Linked DNA regions of Homo sapiens: region 1 is linked to region 2. The links are chromatin loops, found by intact Hi-C in ENCODE. Cell type or tissue: IMR-90. All regions are shown on one strand. Links, peaks and the distances in the headings refer to the core of each region. The heading gives the core; the rest is flanking DNA.

The links. Hi-C counts contacts between places; a loop is a spot of excess contacts. Peaks named below come from ENCODE experiments on the same cell type or tissue, not always from the same donor. Only the 100,000 strongest peaks of a DNase experiment are listed, where the experiment ranks them.
Region 1: a loop joins it to region 2, with 4 times the contacts of the local background. A loop is called at or near these places in 1 of 110 quality-filtered maps.

Annotation. Positions count from the first base shown.
Region 1 is chr4:156,113,028-156,117,436 of GRCh38, reverse strand. It overlaps LOC102724785 (a long non-coding RNA gene), which reads left to right. Exons shown (of 5, transcript XR_939394.2): 4 at 3,600-3,649. Among named protein-coding and RNA genes, the nearest start is that of CTSO, 160 kb to the right of the region's middle. In IMR-90, for the core only: no CTCF peak of the experiment used is centred there; a DNase peak (open chromatin) is centred at 1,876; H3K27ac peaks cover 324 bases.
Region 2 is chr4:155,401,505-155,405,913 of GRCh38, reverse strand. No RefSeq gene overlaps it. Among named protein-coding and RNA genes, the nearest start is that of MAP9, 27 kb to the right of the region's middle. In IMR-90, for the core only: a CTCF peak has its summit at 1,843 (motif pointing left); DNase peaks (open chromatin) are centred at 663 and 1,833.

The sequences.
Region 1 (4,409 bases), core at 295-4,294, 710 kb before region 2:
ATATCAAATCAAGTTGTACACTTTAAATATACACCATTATTTTTCAAAACTAAAAAATCAGAATTGTATATTCTGAAGTCCTATGCCTGATCTACTGAATTAGAATTTACATCTTAAAATGCAATTGGTATGCACAGCATGGTTTGAAAAATTCTACTTTAAAGAGTGTCAATTGAAGAACCAGCATCCAAACTCAGATTTTAGCTGACTGCCTGAATTTGGCTTCTGCTGCTGTCACTTACTATCTCTGAGGCCATAAATAAGCAGCTTAAATTCCCTGTGGCTCAGCTTCCTATTTGTAAAATGCAACTAATGTTATTATATGTATCTCAGTGTCATTTCAGTGACAAATGAGTTTGTGTGTGCATGTGTGTGTGTGTGTGTGTGTGTATATACACATTATATATATATAATATATATAACTCATGTATACAATATTTGGAACAGCACTTAATATATGCTATGACATAATAAATACTCAATATATTATCATTACTATTACTATTTAAATATATAGAATCTTTATTTTTAAAATGTGACTGGCAAGCCAATTGGCTTAGGTCAATTAGCAAATTATTGGCTAATTAATAACAATGCTTCAGAAGAAAGGTGCTAGTAGATTCAACTCTAAATCAAAGCCTTTATTTTAACTATAATCAACCAGCATAGGAATTAGAGATGATTTTTTTCAAAGTCTTATAGAAACTTTACTGTTAGCTTTTTCAAAAGTTTTTATCTGAATTAAAATGGCTAAGCAATAAGATTCCAAAACTTTTCTTAATTGATTTGACAAGTGAGAATATTTCAAAAGTGTCTACTTCCATCAGCCATAATCACTACTGTTCTGGAATGTGTTCAGGTCTAATATCACTTTGACTGACAGTGAAATGGCCCCTACCTGAATTAGAACTCCTGAGGAGAAATGCCTCCAAAAAAGCTACTGCTCTCAGGAATGTCTAGATGACACATGTTTAGTTTAGTTATAGGTTAAAGGTTTCTTCAGGGGCACCTGTGGATAGTTAAAAGGATAAGTAATTCAATCAGAATTCATTTAAAATAGAAACCCATTGACTGGGGATTTGGATAAGTCTTTACATCTGCAGAATGAAAAACAACAAAGAAATACTACTCATTTTATTTTGAAATAAATCAGCTTTAAATCTGGGATTAGTGAGGAATTTACTATATAGAAGAGACAGTACTCACCAGCAGTATTTTCTTAGAACTGTCACTTCCAAATATACAATTTATTTGAATAATGCTCAGGTTGTATTCCTGAAAATGTGAGATTTATTTAAATCAGCAAGATCTGAAGTCTAATATCCCAGAAAAGAAATCTTTTTAGCATGTGTTGATGTTGAGTGTGGAGAAGAGTAGAGTTGAGGAGACAGAGCACTGAAGTACTCTCATAATGGAGTGTCTAGAGTTGTACCTTCCGATGGGATAGGAACCAGTCACATGTGACCATTTAAATTTAAGTTAAAGACCAGGTGTGGTGGCTCACGTCTGTAATGCCAGCATTTTGGGAGGTCAAGGTGGGCAGATCACCTGAGGTCAGGAGTTCGAAACCAGCCTGACCAACAATGTGAAACCCCATCTCTACTAAAAATACAAAAATCAACCAGGCATGGTGGCCGGTGCCTGTAATCTCAGCTACTTGGGAGGCTGAGGCAAGAGACTTGCTTGAACCCGGGAGGCAGAGGTTGCAGTGAGCCAAGATCGCGCCACTGCACTCCAGCCTGGGTGACAAGAGCAAGATTTCACCTCAAAATAAATACATAAGATAAGTTTAAGTTAAAAACTAAAATGAAGTTCAATTTTAAAATGTGTTCCTCAGGCACACTAACCACATTCCAGGGATCAGTAGTCACAGACAGCTAGTGGCTTCATTTTGTGAGGTCATAGAAATATTTCAGTGTTTTCAGAAAGTCCTGTTTCATGGTGCTGCTATAGAATATAGCAAAGACTACAAAGGAACAATCTTAGAATGATTTGGTATGGAATAGCAAAGTTCTCTAACATTTTTAGAATTTAAAAGTGTATCTATTCTTTGTAAAAAGCCGAGTGGCAGAATATTCTTTTAAACAATAAATTCATTGCTTTTCGGTGAGATTTCATGTTCTGTGGCATCTAATGATAGACCTCTTACTTTTTTTTAAACTAAAGACATCTTGAGACTTTGCCAGGGGATTGTTGGGGTTTGCCCATGAACCTTTTGATAAAAATATCACATTCATTGTTACAAGTGATTCAGCAACCCTGAAGTCAGTAGCAGTGCAATATTTTGGCCTTTATTTCTATAATTTGATTCAGATATTTTGTTCTTGTGAAGATAATTCGACACTACTAAAAACAGAATAATCTCATTAGCAAAATAGGTATTGAAATCCAAGTCGATTTAAAAATCACTCACTTAATAATCAAAATAGAACAAAAGTATAGTGAGTATAAGGATAGCTTGTATATCAAGTTACATTTGGACTTAATTTTGGAGCAAACATGTTTTATTTGGAAATTCTGGAAAAGACTAGGATCAGGCAGCTGAGAGAAAATGAGAAGCTCTGTTCCTCCTTTATCTCACTCCGCTCCCATCAGGACACACTGGGAAGCTCTGACATCAAAGCATTATGAAACCACATTTTAAAATCTACCTATTTTTCAAAAACATGAACATTGTGTTTGTATTATAAATTTATGATGTGTCACAAAGTACCTAAGATTTCTTGTTTTTAATAATACACTGTCAGCAGATGCGGTGGCTTGTGCCTGTAATCCCAGCACTTTGGGAGGCCGAGGGGGGCGGATCACCTGAGGTCAGTAGTTCAGGACCAGCCTGGCCAACATGGTGAAACACCATCTCTACTAAAAATACAAAAAATTAGTTGGGAGTGGTGGTGCACACATGTAGTTCCAGCTACTCAGGAGGCTGAGGCAGGAGGATCGCTTGAGCCCCGGAAATGCAGGCTTCAATGAGCTGAGATTGCACCACTGTACTCAAGCCTGAGTGACAGAGCAAGACTCTGTCTCAAAAAATAAATCAATAAGTAAAATAAATAAAAACAATAGTACACTGTCTTCAATAAATGCCACTTTTTAATTTTTAATTTTTTATTATTTTCCACAATTTTGTAGCATTTTATGACAATATATTAGGCATATTAATTGTCATATTTATGGCTGTCACCATCCATGCTATAGAATGCATAATTTCTACTGCAGTGTGATAGTGACTCTATATGTAGCTTTTTACGATTTGCAAAATCCTGTAGGTTAAGATTTTTTCTCTATCAATCAAAAAAATAGTGCGGGCAGGGAGAAACCTATGAAGTCCTCATTTAAAAAGAGAATATTCTCTGTGATCCAAGCCCCTGAAAGTTCTTCAATGAGACTTCTCCATCAGCTAAAAATAGCTGCAAAATAAATGCAAAGAAATATTTTGTGTGGTATTCACACCTTTAGAGTAGAAGTTACATTTTTTCAATAGTTCAAAATAAATATAACAAGGATATAAATGCCCCTTAAAGACTTTCTTTATTCTCAGAATTGTTTTAAAAAAGAACCAGATGAATTAAGCTTTATTATGCTCTTATTTCATTCAGCTAAACTTTACCTCAGATACTGCTGATATTTACTGATACAATTGGCTCTGGTAAGTTTTTTAAAAGGACATAAAACTATATTAGAATTGAATATATCCAGGATAACATCTACTTGGAAAGCTGCCGTAATTGTCTAGAATATCCCTAATTAGGTCAACAGAGAACACAGAAACAAAACTTGGTTCATAAAGTGTCATGTTTTTAGAAGCTCTGACAAAGGCAAGTTATGGTTTTGATGCCTTTCTATCCATGTTTGCATAGTCTGTATACAGCTGCACAAAAGAAGCTCCATGCCAAATATGCTCAAAACAGCCTGTGCCAGAATGAACAGACAATGTCATCACACAAAATGATCCTGTGGGTCAGTGTTCTTTTGTAACTTTAACATTAATCACTGTGTTCTAGAAAAAGAGAGAGAAGAAAAGGAATGGTCATTTTTTTCTGTCATTTCTTATTAAAAATAACATTTCCTCAGGATTGTAACAAAATTCTAGAACAAGACCAAGGTGTTGAGTCTTTTTCTCTTCTGAAAATATAACAGCTCCACCTTGAGGTAAAAGTATTTTATCATAGTTTGAGGTTATATTTGAAGTAGAAGGTTGTATTTGGGATGACTAGTGACCAATAATTCCTCATGGCAAAAGAAACAAATAAAGAGCTCCAAAATTATACAAGGGATATGGAAGCTCATCTTTTGTTCCCACTTTTGGTCAAAAACAGCAGGTATTAGTTACCTAAGAAGGATAAACGACTGTAATCTTAATGGTCATTTTCAGACTGGAATTTCATGTGGTCAAACCTGTGTTGATG
Region 2 (4,409 bases), core at 256-4,255:
GAGACATAATATTCTTGAATTGCTTTGTCTAAAACAAAATAGTCTAAAGCACATTTGAATATGACTGATGTTCATAAGCTAGATGCAAAATCATGTCTCATTACTTCATTGTCTAACTTCATTTAAAACAGTGAGTTTTTAAAATGTGGGTCCAAACTTTCAAAAGATTTGGCTTTTGAAATATAAACCCTCTCAAAAAAAATTTGTACTATCTATACCTTTTCAGATATTACAGATTTTTTTCTCAACACCTACCAATCTCAGACACATATCACTCCAAGTTTTAAAACAAAACAGAAAACATTAAAATAAAAAAAAAAAACAGAAAGAAGCAGATTTGCTGTTAGATAATAGGGAAAATTTGTCTTATCTAACAGATATAATATTGACTTTTCAAAAGAAAATATTCGTGGGCTTTAATCACAAAGAGAAGGAGACGTAATATATAATGCAGGAAAAATAAGTTTGTACAAAATTTTTACAGGGCACATTCTTTGTTCTTTGTCCATACTAGAAAAAATTAGTTGGCTATGAGTTGCAAAGAACATGCTGTTATAAAACGAAAAGTTGACATCTGGATCCAGCCCAAAGAATAAAAGCATCACCCTATAATATTTACTTAAGAATCACAGAAGTTCATTTTAAGGTTAAGAAACTTGCATAATAGAAAATTTTTATCAAAGTTTACTCAAGTTTGGCTACAGTGTATGTATATAAAATGCCTAAAATGGAGTACGTGATTGGGCAATGTAGTGCCTTTGAAGTTACATATTTAGTAATGCCTTAGCATTATTGCCTGTTTTAAATATAAAGAGCTTTCATGTTAGTTCCTGTGACCTAATGAATTTCCTCAAGAGTACTTTATTAAATCGTATCTTCCTAATGCTAGGAATAATAGCTACAGGAATAAATTAAATTTAAAATGATTTATTTTTGCCCACAAAAGAGCATTTCCCAGTTACACTTAAATAATGTCTTTTTTCTTTAATGTTTCACTTTGAAAACAAAATAAAATAACATTTTACTTTTATGTTTTTATTTCATATCTAGTTTTTACTTTGAGACAATAGATGAAAGGATGTTTAAAGGAGACAGTAAGTAGAGTTGCATAAAATAAAATGAGAATAAAATTTGGGAAATAAAATTCCATCTTCTAAGCGTGAAATAAGGGTATCTAATGAGTAAATTTAGGTAAAAAACCATTCTCATGATATTCACAGGAATGTATATTGTAAAGACTTTCCTGGAAGGCATTTTGGCAGGAAGGATAACTGCAGTTAATTTTCATATACTTTAACCTGATTATTCTACCTCTAGGATGTATTCTAAATAAACAACTACATGTACCACAAGGCTGCTCATGCAACCTGAAAACAACCATACTTATAAATATATACATAAAATTATATAACCATAAAATAATGCACAATTCAGTTTTTGATTAACATGGAAAGATTTTCAAATGGCAAGACCAGGTTATAGAATAATATATGTAATATGACCATTTTTGTGCATAGAGGATAAAAGTATGGGAAAGAACCCTAACTATGAACAATGATCCTGGTTGAGTTTGGGCGGGTGGGGAAAGGATTGGGAGGTGAGCAGCTTACATTAAGTCTTTTAAAAACATGGATTTAAACAATATTTTCTTGACACATTAAACTAGTAAATTTCTACTTTCTAATATAAAGAAAAAGCTAATCATTCAAAAAGCTTTATTAAATGATGTAAATAGCTTTGTTTCAATGTAACTTTTAATCACTATAAGCAAAATGAAGTATCTCAAGAATACTAATGATTACATTCATGTTTCCTCTGGATAGTAAATCCTTTGCTGCCATCTTCTGGAACTTGATTATTAACGTATACTCTGGGCTTCCCAGAAGAGACAAAAGAATAATTACATCCTTACATGAGCACAATGCTGACGCCAAATTAGCTGTATGCACGTGCTAAATCATTTCTTTTATTCTCATTAACCTACAGTCGGGCTCTGGACTTCCCTTGAGAATCCTGAATGGGATTATTTTTTTACAAAGAAATTCCCACTAAGTAATGCCTGGGCTTTCTTCAGTGCTGGATTTTAATTCCACAAAAACTCATAATCTTACAAATGCATATAATGATAACAGATAAAATAGAACAATTTGAATAAAGAGTAACGTGTAAATAAGTGATTAAAAAAACTTGAAACTATGTTTACCCTCCCCCCCCCTTTTTTTCAAACATTAGTTTGGGGCCCTTTATTTAGGAAATCTTAATCAGAAATCCAACATACAAACAAAGAGAACTGGGCATCCACTTGTATCCTTCTTCAAAAAAGTGCCTAAAAGTATATTTGCATTCGTGTGTGAAACTAGATTTGTCTTAAAGGGATCATGTACAAAGCAGGAAGGAGCCAAGCAATTCCAGAAAGGTGGATGAACAGAGGAGCTACACATGGGAGAAATGATGCAAAAAGACAGTGTGTGCTAATCGATCAGGAAAGAAGGAAAGCACTGGGTTAATTTCTTACATAACAATAATGTGGTTTTATATATGTGAGATGCCATTAAAAGTAAAGATTCCTTAAAACTTCAGTGATACAATAGAGGCTATATAATCAATCTTGTCTGGGACATTTCCAGGAAAAAGCAATGTTCTTTCAAACCTATCTGGGTCTTAAGATGTGACTGTACTGTGCGCTTTCCCTTCACCACTCACGTCTGGAAAGATAATGAACTCCCTCAGCCCCACTTCCTTATCTCCCATTCACTTGCAGACTTAATCAGTCATGCTTCAGCTTTCTTCTCTCCCAGTTGAAGCTGGTGAATGTTTAACTCTTGGGATGGGGAAGGATGTGAGAAGGGAACACCCTGATTTGTAGCATTGTAGCATTTGCTGATTTCAAGTAATTCCACCATCACTGATCTAAAGCTGATGTCATTGAATGCAGAGCTGGGCTTGGATGTGCACAAGAGACTCTCCTGAGTAGGTATGAGCTCCAGTGCACAAGGGCCTCTGCTGAGTAGGTGTGAGATCCAGCACACCTCTCTCTAATCCCTCTATTGAAACTGCTCTTACCTAGGCATGGTACAGATCCCAGTGACCTCCTAAGGAAAAATCTAGTTTGCTTCTCTACTTGACTAACAGGCAGCATGAGCCACTCCCTTATTGGTGAGCCATTCTCCTCTTTGGTTCTCTTCCTATTTCCCTGGCAATTTCTTGCCTTTCTGTGCTACGTACAACCTCTGCCCATAACTTGATAGATGCTTCCTAGGGTCCTATCCTCTGCTCCCTTCTGTATTCACTCCCCTTATAATCTCAGCCCCTCAACCACTCCCATATATCACAGGCACCTCCAACTCAGGGAGTCCCAGTCTGACATCATGCTGTCCCCTCTTCCTTTTTTACCTGCACCCGGCACACACTTCAATCGTACTATTTACCATAGTTTAAAAATGTATCTATTCCTCTCTATATTCACTGATATTGCCTAATTTCATCTGCATGTCATATCTCTCCTGAGCAAATGCCACAGCTTTTTGGGTGATTTTTTTTTGTCTACCCTCCTTTCAAATTCTTCTCCCCACAACCACCATTCATCTTCCAACTCAACTGTCAAAATTACACTTCTTTGGCACAGTCTAATTACATTTCCTGCTTTCTCCCATTTTTTCTCTAGGTTAAAATATTAATTGCACAGGCCATAATCAATCCTGCTTCCCTGCCATGTGTAGGAGGCACCAACAGAAATACAACTTATTAACATAAAGTTGTATGTTTTTCCCATTCTGAGCACCAGAATCTTGACTGAAAAAGTCAGGTATATGAAAATATAGTGTAGGGGTTATATGAATATCTGATTGCTGCCATAGTCATTTACTGTCTTACAACACCATCTCCAGACAGTTCTAGAGACCACAAGTCTGAAATGCATGAGCAGGGATGCACTCCTTCTAGAGGCTTTAGGGGAGAATCCGTTCCCTGCTCCTTCCTAGCTTCTAAGGGCCATGACCCTGCATCACCCCAACTTCTGCTTCCATCGTGGTCACACCTCCTCTCTGATTCTTACCCTCTTGTACTCCAATTGTATGGACCCCTGTGACTACACTGGGCCCACTCTGATAATCCATAATCTCCCCATTTTGAGATCTTTAATTTAATCACACCTGCAAAGTCTCTTTTGAAATGCAAGTTAACACATTCACAGGTTCTGGGAATTAGAACATGGACTTTTCTGAGAGTTAACTACAGGGGTTAGTTAAGAACGCTGGCTCTGGGTCCAATCCTGGTTCAATTAATTAAAAGCTACTTGCCTGGATTTGAGTGATCTGTCAGCCACAAGTTTACAGAACTGCCCCTTAGAGGTGGAGAAACTTTTTTTTTTGTTTTTAAGAGACAGAGTCTGGCTCTGTTGCCCAGGTTGC